2 separate regions of the Homo sapiens genome follow, and region 2 is linked to region 1. A link is a contact called in ENCODE Hi-C data. All regions are on one chromosome and are shown on one strand. The core of a region is the stretch at or near the end of the contact, and the rest is flanking DNA. Distances in the headings are between cores, read along the strand shown. Region 1 holds the start of PRDM16-DT (PRDM16 divergent transcript). Region 2 overlaps TTC34 (tetratricopeptide repeat domain 34).

The links. A loop is a pair of places that touch in the nucleus more often than their neighbours do.
Region 2: a loop to region 1 is called in a map of chondrocyte, with 4 times the contacts of the local background. The contact joins the enhancer-like site here to the promoter of PRDM16-DT in region 1. A Hi-C loop is called at or near these places in 2 of 168 maps with a recorded cell type or tissue (adrenal gland and chondrocyte).

The regions. Positions count from the first base shown.
Region 1 is chr1:3,065,814-3,069,519 of GRCh38, reverse strand. It overlaps PRDM16-DT (PRDM16 divergent transcript), which reads left to right and starts at 1,795. Exons shown (of 6, transcript NR_015440.1): 1 at 1,795-2,183. LOC124903827 (translation initiation factor IF-2) reads left to right here. Exons shown (of 5, transcript XM_047436614.1): 2 at 549-1,298; 3 at 1,472-2,183. The coding sequence ends at 572. PRDM16 (PR/SET domain 16) reads right to left here and starts at 317. Exons shown (of 17, transcript NM_022114.4): 1 at 224-317. The coding sequence starts at 260. RefSeq lists an enhancer at 1,424-1,998.
Region 2 is chr1:2,641,000-2,644,705 of GRCh38, reverse strand. TTC34 (tetratricopeptide repeat domain 34) reads left to right here. Exons shown (of 9, transcript NM_001242672.3): 8 at 228-442; 9 at 2,811-3,706. The coding sequence ends at 3,338. Among named protein-coding and RNA genes, the nearest start is that of MMEL1, 9.8 kb to the right of the region's middle. Within about 2 kb of position 2,070, at least 32 of the 41 ENCODE cell types and tissues checked have a DNase peak (open chromatin) inside an H3K27ac peak, as active enhancers do; they include adrenal gland, where a contact is called at or near this core.

The DNA.
Region 1 (3,706 bases), core at 546-3,045:
GCGCCTTCGGGGAGCGCGCGGCCCGGGCGCCCCGAGCCTCCGCGCCGAGCCCGGTCGCCCCGGAGCGCGGGAGGCGGAGCAGCCCCCCGGGCCGCGCGGCCGAGCCGGGGGCCCGGAGCCGCAGGCGCGCCGGCCGCGCCCCGACGCGCACCCCTGGCCCGGGCGCCCCGGCCCGGCGGCCCGGGCCCCGGCGGCGCGGCGCGGCCGAGCGCGGGAGACTTACTTTTGGCTAGCTTCCTCGCCCTCGCCTTGGATCGCATGGTGTCGGCTCGCGGAATCTCTCTCCTCCTCCTTGAGTCCAGAAGCAGCCACACACTATCTTCATCTCCCCAGCATTGTCAGTTTGGACACCTTCGCACATGCGCACAGAGCACTCAATCTGACACCCCTCGCCGGGGCCAAAAAAACTTTGCAATGTATTCATCATCCTCATCGTCGCGCCGCCGCCGCCGCCGCCGCCGCCTCGGCGCGGGATTGGGGGGCTCTCCTCGGCCTTCTCGGTCTTCGTCTCACTTATCTCTCCCCCCTCTCCCCCCCCCCCTTTTCAGCGCAGCTCGGAACTGGCCCTTTAAGAAAACATTCCGTGTTCGGCGCTCCCGCCCGGGGCCCGCACCCCGGACACTTTAAAAGGACCCAGGTGGCCCCGGAGGCGAGGTGACTATCCCCCCACCCTGCCCCTGCGTCGCGGCGCGTCGCGCTGCTGCTCCCGCCCCAGCCGGGGCCGAAGATGGGGCGGCGGCTGCGGTTTTCCACACGACTTCCTTGGATCTCGGGGCACACGCGCCGATAGTTCGGACGCGAGTCCGGGCTGGTTTTGCTCCGTTTTACTGCGTTTGATTACTAATTTAAAAGCTTTGCGTTCCCCGTCGCCCCGGCCCGCTTTTCTCCTGCATTCTCCCCTCGGCCCCCGTCCCCGCCCTGCGATCGCTGGAGGGGGCGTCGGGGCTCGCGCGCCAGAACCCGGCTCCTCCGAAGCCCCCTCCGGGCCCCACCGCCCCCCTCGCGCCTCCCGGCCCCCGCCTCCTCCCCTTCGCCCCCACCCAACGGCTGCTGCTTCGGGCTTCGCGGCTCAAAAACAACAGCGGAGGCGCCGCCAGCTCCGCGCTCCGCCACTGCCCAGGCCGGCGGGCGGCACTCGGACCCGCCGCCCTCGGTCCCTCGCGAGGCCACGGAGGCCAACACGCCTCGCACGGGGGGACAGCGCGGGGGCAGCCGTCCAAACACCAGGCGTCCTCGGCTGGTCGTCCCAGGGCGCCCGCACCTCTCCGCCCGCGCTCTCCTGCCGCCGCGCCCCCAAGGTGAGTACCCGGCTGCGCGAGCGCCCGAGCTGGGCCACCTTCGGGGACCCGGGCCACTGGGGACACTCCCCTCTGGCCTCTCGGGGCCCAGGTGCGTAGCGGGCGGAAAGGCCAGCGGCGCAGGTGGAGCAGCTCGGACGGGAGCCGACCAGACGCTTCCTCTTCCCCTGTAGCCCCCAAACTCCGAGGCGCTGCGGCGGAGGGGCCGGGCTGAGCGCAGGCAGGGTGGCCCGGGCCCAGGAGCCTGACGGCCTGAGTGCGGATTTCTCATCTGAGTATCTGGGAATCGAGAATGAATTGGAAGGAAACCGAGGCGCTGCCCTGGCCAGGTTGCTGCCCCGCACCCTTCCGGAGCACCGAAGTCCTGCCCGGCAACGGGACTTGGAGCTGCCGCAGAGTCAGCCTGAGCCCGAGGCAGGGGTCGCGCCCGCGATGCGGGGTCTCTGCGCCGCCCCGCGAGGCTCCTGGCCTTGCCCTCCCTGCCCTTTGTTGTGTAATAAGACCTGTGGCGGCTCCACTGAGACCCACACGTGCAACTCCGCGCCTCCGCGTTAAAGGAGGTGAAACGCAGCAGCCCTGAGAAACCCCGAGACCCCGGTGTCCTAGCAGAGGCGCCCCGGATGGGGAGGGGCGCGGGGCCGGCGCCACCCCAGAGGAAAAGCCCAGCGGAGCCGGGTTGGGCAGGAGCTGGCGGCGGCGGTGCGCTGGGCCTTCTGCCTTGGATCCTCCGCGGTCGGCACCGCTTCCCTGCTCAGATTCGAACCCAGATTCGGCTCCCAAGGCTCCCACGGCTCCAGGGTGCCCAGTCTTGCAGCCAGCTCGCCGCCCGAGCCCCGGATGGAGGAAGCGCTCACTGGCCGCTACCTCTGCTGTTTCTGGCACCAGGTGAGTGTCGCCTAGAGAAGGGCCATGAGCAATGGCACAGCCCCATTCCCTGCCGTCCTTTCGAGGGTCTATCGACCCCTTTACCCACCCTCCCCACACCCTGACCATCTTTCTACAGGGGTTGGGGCAGAGAACAGCTCAGTTTACAGGCCCGGCTCTGGAGGTCTTGATCTGCCTAGCCAACTAGGGCACCGCTGCAGCTTTGCACCGCCAAGGCCGGTTCTGAACCTGCTCGCCCCAGTGGGTGGGAGGTGCTGGAGCCCAGGAACACGGGCGCTGTCTTGCCTAAACCCCGCCAAGGGCAGGTTCCCAACGGTGGGCCCAACCTGGCTGGAGCTGCTGGCTAGAAAGGACTCAAGGTCACTCCCATATCTCTGCACCCAGGTCCCCCTTGCTCCTGCCTGAAGCCTCTGCAGGTTTGGGAGGAGGCCTGGGGAAGTTACTATGGTGCCTGCGAACCACTCCCACCTGCAGAGAGGGTCCCTTCCCCACCCTCACCCTGCAGCCCAGCAGAGGCCTCCTTTGCCCCTGGCCTGGAGGTAGCCAACAGATGCCAAGGTTGTGCAGTCCTGGCCTTCTTCTACGGGTGCCCCAACTCTCTCAGGCCCTCTCCCTGCCTCCTCCTCCAGCTCAGGAGGTGGTTCTCAGAACCCTGGCCAGGCTAGGACAGGACAGCCATCCCTGGCCTGTTGCCAGCCCCTAGGGAAGAAGGGCAGGAGGTATGGGAGCAAGCTGGTCTGTGCCATCTGGTCCTTGCCCTCCACCAGGCTGTTGGGTAGGGATGGGGTCATGGATCTGCCTGGGAAGGGGTAGCTGCCGGTCAAGCCTCGCCAGGGAGACAGCCGGGCTGCCTACCTGCAAGGCACTGACGCAGCCCTGGCTCCAGTGGGGCAGTGTCTCCCGAGCCTGCTCGAGGAGCCCAGGCAGGCTGTCCCCAAGGCCATGGCCCTGGCCGAGGTTGCATCCTGGCCTGGCCAGGCCCTGCCCCCGCGTGGCCAGACTTAGAAGCGGAGAGCAGGTCAGGCATTGAGGAGTCCCGTGGGGAAAAAGGGTGAAGCAGGGAAGATCAGATGCAAGTCCTCCCTGGGGCCCAGTTCTGTGTCCCTGCCTGGCAAGGGCTTTGGGGGGCTTGGAGAACAGGTAGGGCAAATGTAGGCCCAGTGGGGAAAAGGTTGATACTAAAAGGTCTAAGGGCAATTTTCAAACCAAGTCTAGCTCTGCAGAGCCTTGAGGCTGATGCCAGGCCCTGGGGCCCCTGCGCTGGGATTGTAAGTGCTGTAAGCTCATTCCTACTGACCTCCTTGGGTCGTCCAAGGACAGTGAGTGTGGGTTGGCCACATAGAGGCTCCTACACTGGACAACTGCACGCTGCTGTCGAGTTCCAAAACCAATTTCATAGCTGGGGTCTTGGAGGCTAGAGCGGGGCTTTAACCACCAACTTCTGCTGGGGTCTGGGCAGAGAGGGAGTCCATGGAAACTCGATTTCTCCATGAGCCCTGCAGACTCCCAGTGTTTCTAACGGC
Region 2 (3,706 bases), core at 821-3,320, 430 kb after region 1:
CCCACGGTGTGGTAGCTCAGCATCATGGAGTGGGGTCAGAGGTGAGTCCCTGTGACCTGCCTGGAATCACGGTGCACCTCTGCTCCCAGCTCCTTCTTCCTGGGCTGAGCCATCATCAGCTCCCCGCAAGCCAGCACAGGGCAGGGAAGGAGCGGCCAGCGAGTCTCAGCTCTCTCGCACCTCTGCCCAACCCCACACACTGACTGTCCCTCCTGAATCCCTGACAGGCAGCTACGAGGAAGCTGGCACCCACCTGGAAAAAGCCCTGCACCGTGCCCCAACGTCAGAGGCAGCCCGGGCCCGGCTGGGCCTGCTCCAGCTCAAGAAGGGAGACGTGCCAGGGGCTGCAAGGGACCTGCAGAGCCTGGCCGAGGTGGATGCCCCGGATCTCAGCTGCCTGCTGCATCTCCTGGAGGCCTCGGAGCGGCAGAGCCTTGCCCAGGTGCCCAAAGAACCCCACAGATCTCCCACCCCAACCTTCCCCAGCACACAGGCATGAGACCCCCGGGCCCACCACTGGGGCAGCCTTTCTTCACTCTCTGCGGTTGGGTTGATTTCAGTTAGGTTTGGGGTGGGGTGGGAGGCACCCACTTCTGGCCCAGGAAGACGGTCTCTGGCCACCTTAGCCCTACAACCCCACCGACCTCTCAGCCTCTTTGTATGGGAAGTATAAGCCACAGGTGACTTGGGTGCAAGAGAGGGAAGAGGACCTTGCCCTCAGGGCCAGACTGAGCCAGCCAGGGGCACCTTGCCCGGCAGGAAGCCCACCCCAAACCCATGGCAGGCCGGGAGAAGGCACGTGGGGACAAGGCAGGCTGGGAGGCCAAGAGCACAGCAGGCTTTGGGGTCCCAGAGGCAGAACTACACCCCAGTGGGGCCTGGGCAGGATTTCACCTCCTTAATGCTTCCTGACACCAGCGGGTTCTAGCACTCCGGGGCCACTTAGGAAAACAGAAACCACACTAGGAAGAACAGGGAGCTCATGGCGGAGTCGGGGCTACACCAGTGTAAGGGGCAGTTCGGTGCTGCAGAGGGGGCGCCGCTGCCCCCCCCGAGCTGAAGAGCAACGCTGAGATTGGGTTATCGGGACCTAGAGGAGGCGGCCGGGCTGGGCGGGGTGGGGTCTCAGAGCTCCCAGAGGGACTGGGCGTTTCCAAGCCAGGAGGAGGGGTCTGTGCTGGGGTCTTCGAGGTGGGAGCAGGGCCTGGCAGGGGGCGGGAAGCCTGGCTGGGGCCATGGTCCCGGAGCCCAGAGGAGGCGGCTAGATGGGGTCTCCTGAACGGGGGTCACCGAGCCCGGAGGCGGGGCTGGACGCGGGTCTCCGAGGCTGCAGAATACGGCTGGGCTGCGGCGCCAGGAGGCGGCTCCCGGCACAGGCAAGAATCTGCAGGACGCGAAATGGTTGCCTGGAGACGGGGACCCACCCGGAAATGAGCCAACAGTGGTTTCGCCCCGCTTCCTGCGCCCCGCCCCTCGGCAGGCGGCCCCCTCCGGGTGGCACTGCGCCTGCGCGGCCCGAGCCGCGGGCTCAGGGGAGTCTGGGGTCGGATTGAGCGCCCTTCCCCACTGGGGCGGCCTGGGGGCTCCCGGGGTCCGACAGCTGCTCGGGGCCTCGCCCTCCTGCTGCCATGGACCCGGCCCAAATGTGCGGGTCCTGCGCGGGCCGAGGCTTCACTACCACCCCGGGCCGTGAACTACGGGTCGGGGTCAGGTGCCTCCGCCCGGAGAGGGGCGGTCCCGCGGGCCGCACCGCAGGCGAGGGACGGGGTTTCGAGCCCCTGCCCTGCTCAGCGCCGCTCACAGCTGGCAGAAGAGGCCACACTGTGCCCTGCGGGAGCCCAGCAGCAAAGCCGGGGCCGTGGGACCCCCTCGCTCCCTGCACGGACCCCGGGCGTGGGCCTCGGCTTCGCCCCGTGCGGCCAAGCCTGGCGGGGTCCTGGGTGCGCTGCGCCCCCCGGGGGAGGTAGCGTCGAGGACCGCCGGGCTGCTGGAAGAGAGGCAGCGCCAGCGAGAAAGGCGGGGCCTGCACCTTGGCGTGTTCCTCAGGCAGCGGGGAACCCCTGCAGATTCTTGAGCGGAGGAGGAGCCCAGCGAGGCGAGCGGATTTCTGGTCGTGGTTGACTCTGTGAAAAAACTGGGTCAGAGATGAGGCGATTGGGCCTGGGTGGGCTCAGGAAAGTGCCCGGGAGGAGTGGGGGGGGCAGGCAGGCCTGGCCAGCAGCAGCCCACAGCACAGGCTGTGCCCTCCGTCCAGCAGCCCCAGGGAGAGGGGCTAGGGTGCACGTGCTCAGAGGCCTGGAGCAGCCTTCAGAAGGTGGGCAGAGTGGAAGGGCTGGGCAGCAGCCCCCTCAGAGGGCCCGATGGAGAGGTGACTTGGCCCAGAGGGACCGAGGGAGGAGGCCGGTGTGGTCACCCAGTCAAGGGAACCTGGGCCCAGCCGGTGGGGCGGTAGGGCTGCCAGGAGGGGACCATGAGGAGGTAAATCCAGGTCCCTGATCCGAGGCCCAGGGAGAAGAGCAGTGGGCAAGGATGCCAGGCCTTGGGCCAAGGGTCGGAACAGCACTTTGGCAGGTTCCAGGGCAGTGGGAATTGCAGGGAGGGGTCCTCTACCCTGGGTCCCCCTTCCTGCCCTTGCCCATGGTCAGCCAGCCCCTCCAGAAGCAGCGGGCAGCTCCTGTGCAGCCCAGGGCCCCGCCATCCCCAGGGAGCCAGCAGAAGCTGGCTGTGCAGAGGACCTCTGCAGGGCAGGGGCGGCCGGGCTTTTGGGGCTGACCCCACTCTCCCTGCCTCTCTCTGTGTCCTCTGTGCAGGCGGCGGCCCAGGAAGCCGGCACCCTCCTGGACGCAGGGCAACCCAGGCAGGCGCTGGGCTACTGTTCGCTGTCTGTCCTGGCCAGTGGCAGCAGTGCCTGTCACCTGCGTCTGCGGGCCACCTGCCTGGCCGAGTTGCAGGAGTTTGGCCGGGCCCTTAGGGACCTGGACCATGTGCTCCAGGAGGCGCTGGGGGATGGTGACCTCCCAAGGCGGGCAGAGGACTTCTGCCGTCAGGGTCGCCTGCTGCTGAGCCTGGGGGATGAGGCGGCGGCCGCAGGGGCCTTTGCCCAGGCCCTGAAGCTGGCGCCCTCCTTGGCCCAGAACAGCCTGTGCAGGCAGCCAGGCCGGGCCCCCACTGCACGCATGTTCCTTCTCCGCGGGCAGTGCTGCCTGGAGGAGCAGCGTCACGCAGAGGCCTGGACGGCGGTAGAGAGCGGCCTCCTGGTGGACCCCGACCACCGTGGCCTGAAGAGACTGAAGGCCAGAATCCGGAGGGAGGCATCCTCAGGCTGCTGGCTACAGTGACTGGGCCTGACCCTCTCCCAGCCCTAATCACGGGGCCACCCTAGCATCTGCACCTGATGTCCAGGCCCAGGGGTGTACCCAGCTCCCTAAATCGGGGAGGTACCTGCCCTGCCCTCTCCACACCCCCTTCCCAGCCCTCCCCACACACCCCTTCCCAACCCTCCCCACAACCCCCCTTCCCAACCCTCCCCACAGCCCCCCTTCCCACCCTCCCCACACACCCCTTCCCAGCCCTCCCCCTTCCCAGCCCTCCCCACACCACCTTCCCAGCCCTCCCCATACCTCCCTTCCCAGCCCTCCCCATACCTCCCTTCCCAGCCCTCCCCACACCCCCCTTCCCTGCCCTCCCCACACCCCGCTTCCCTGCC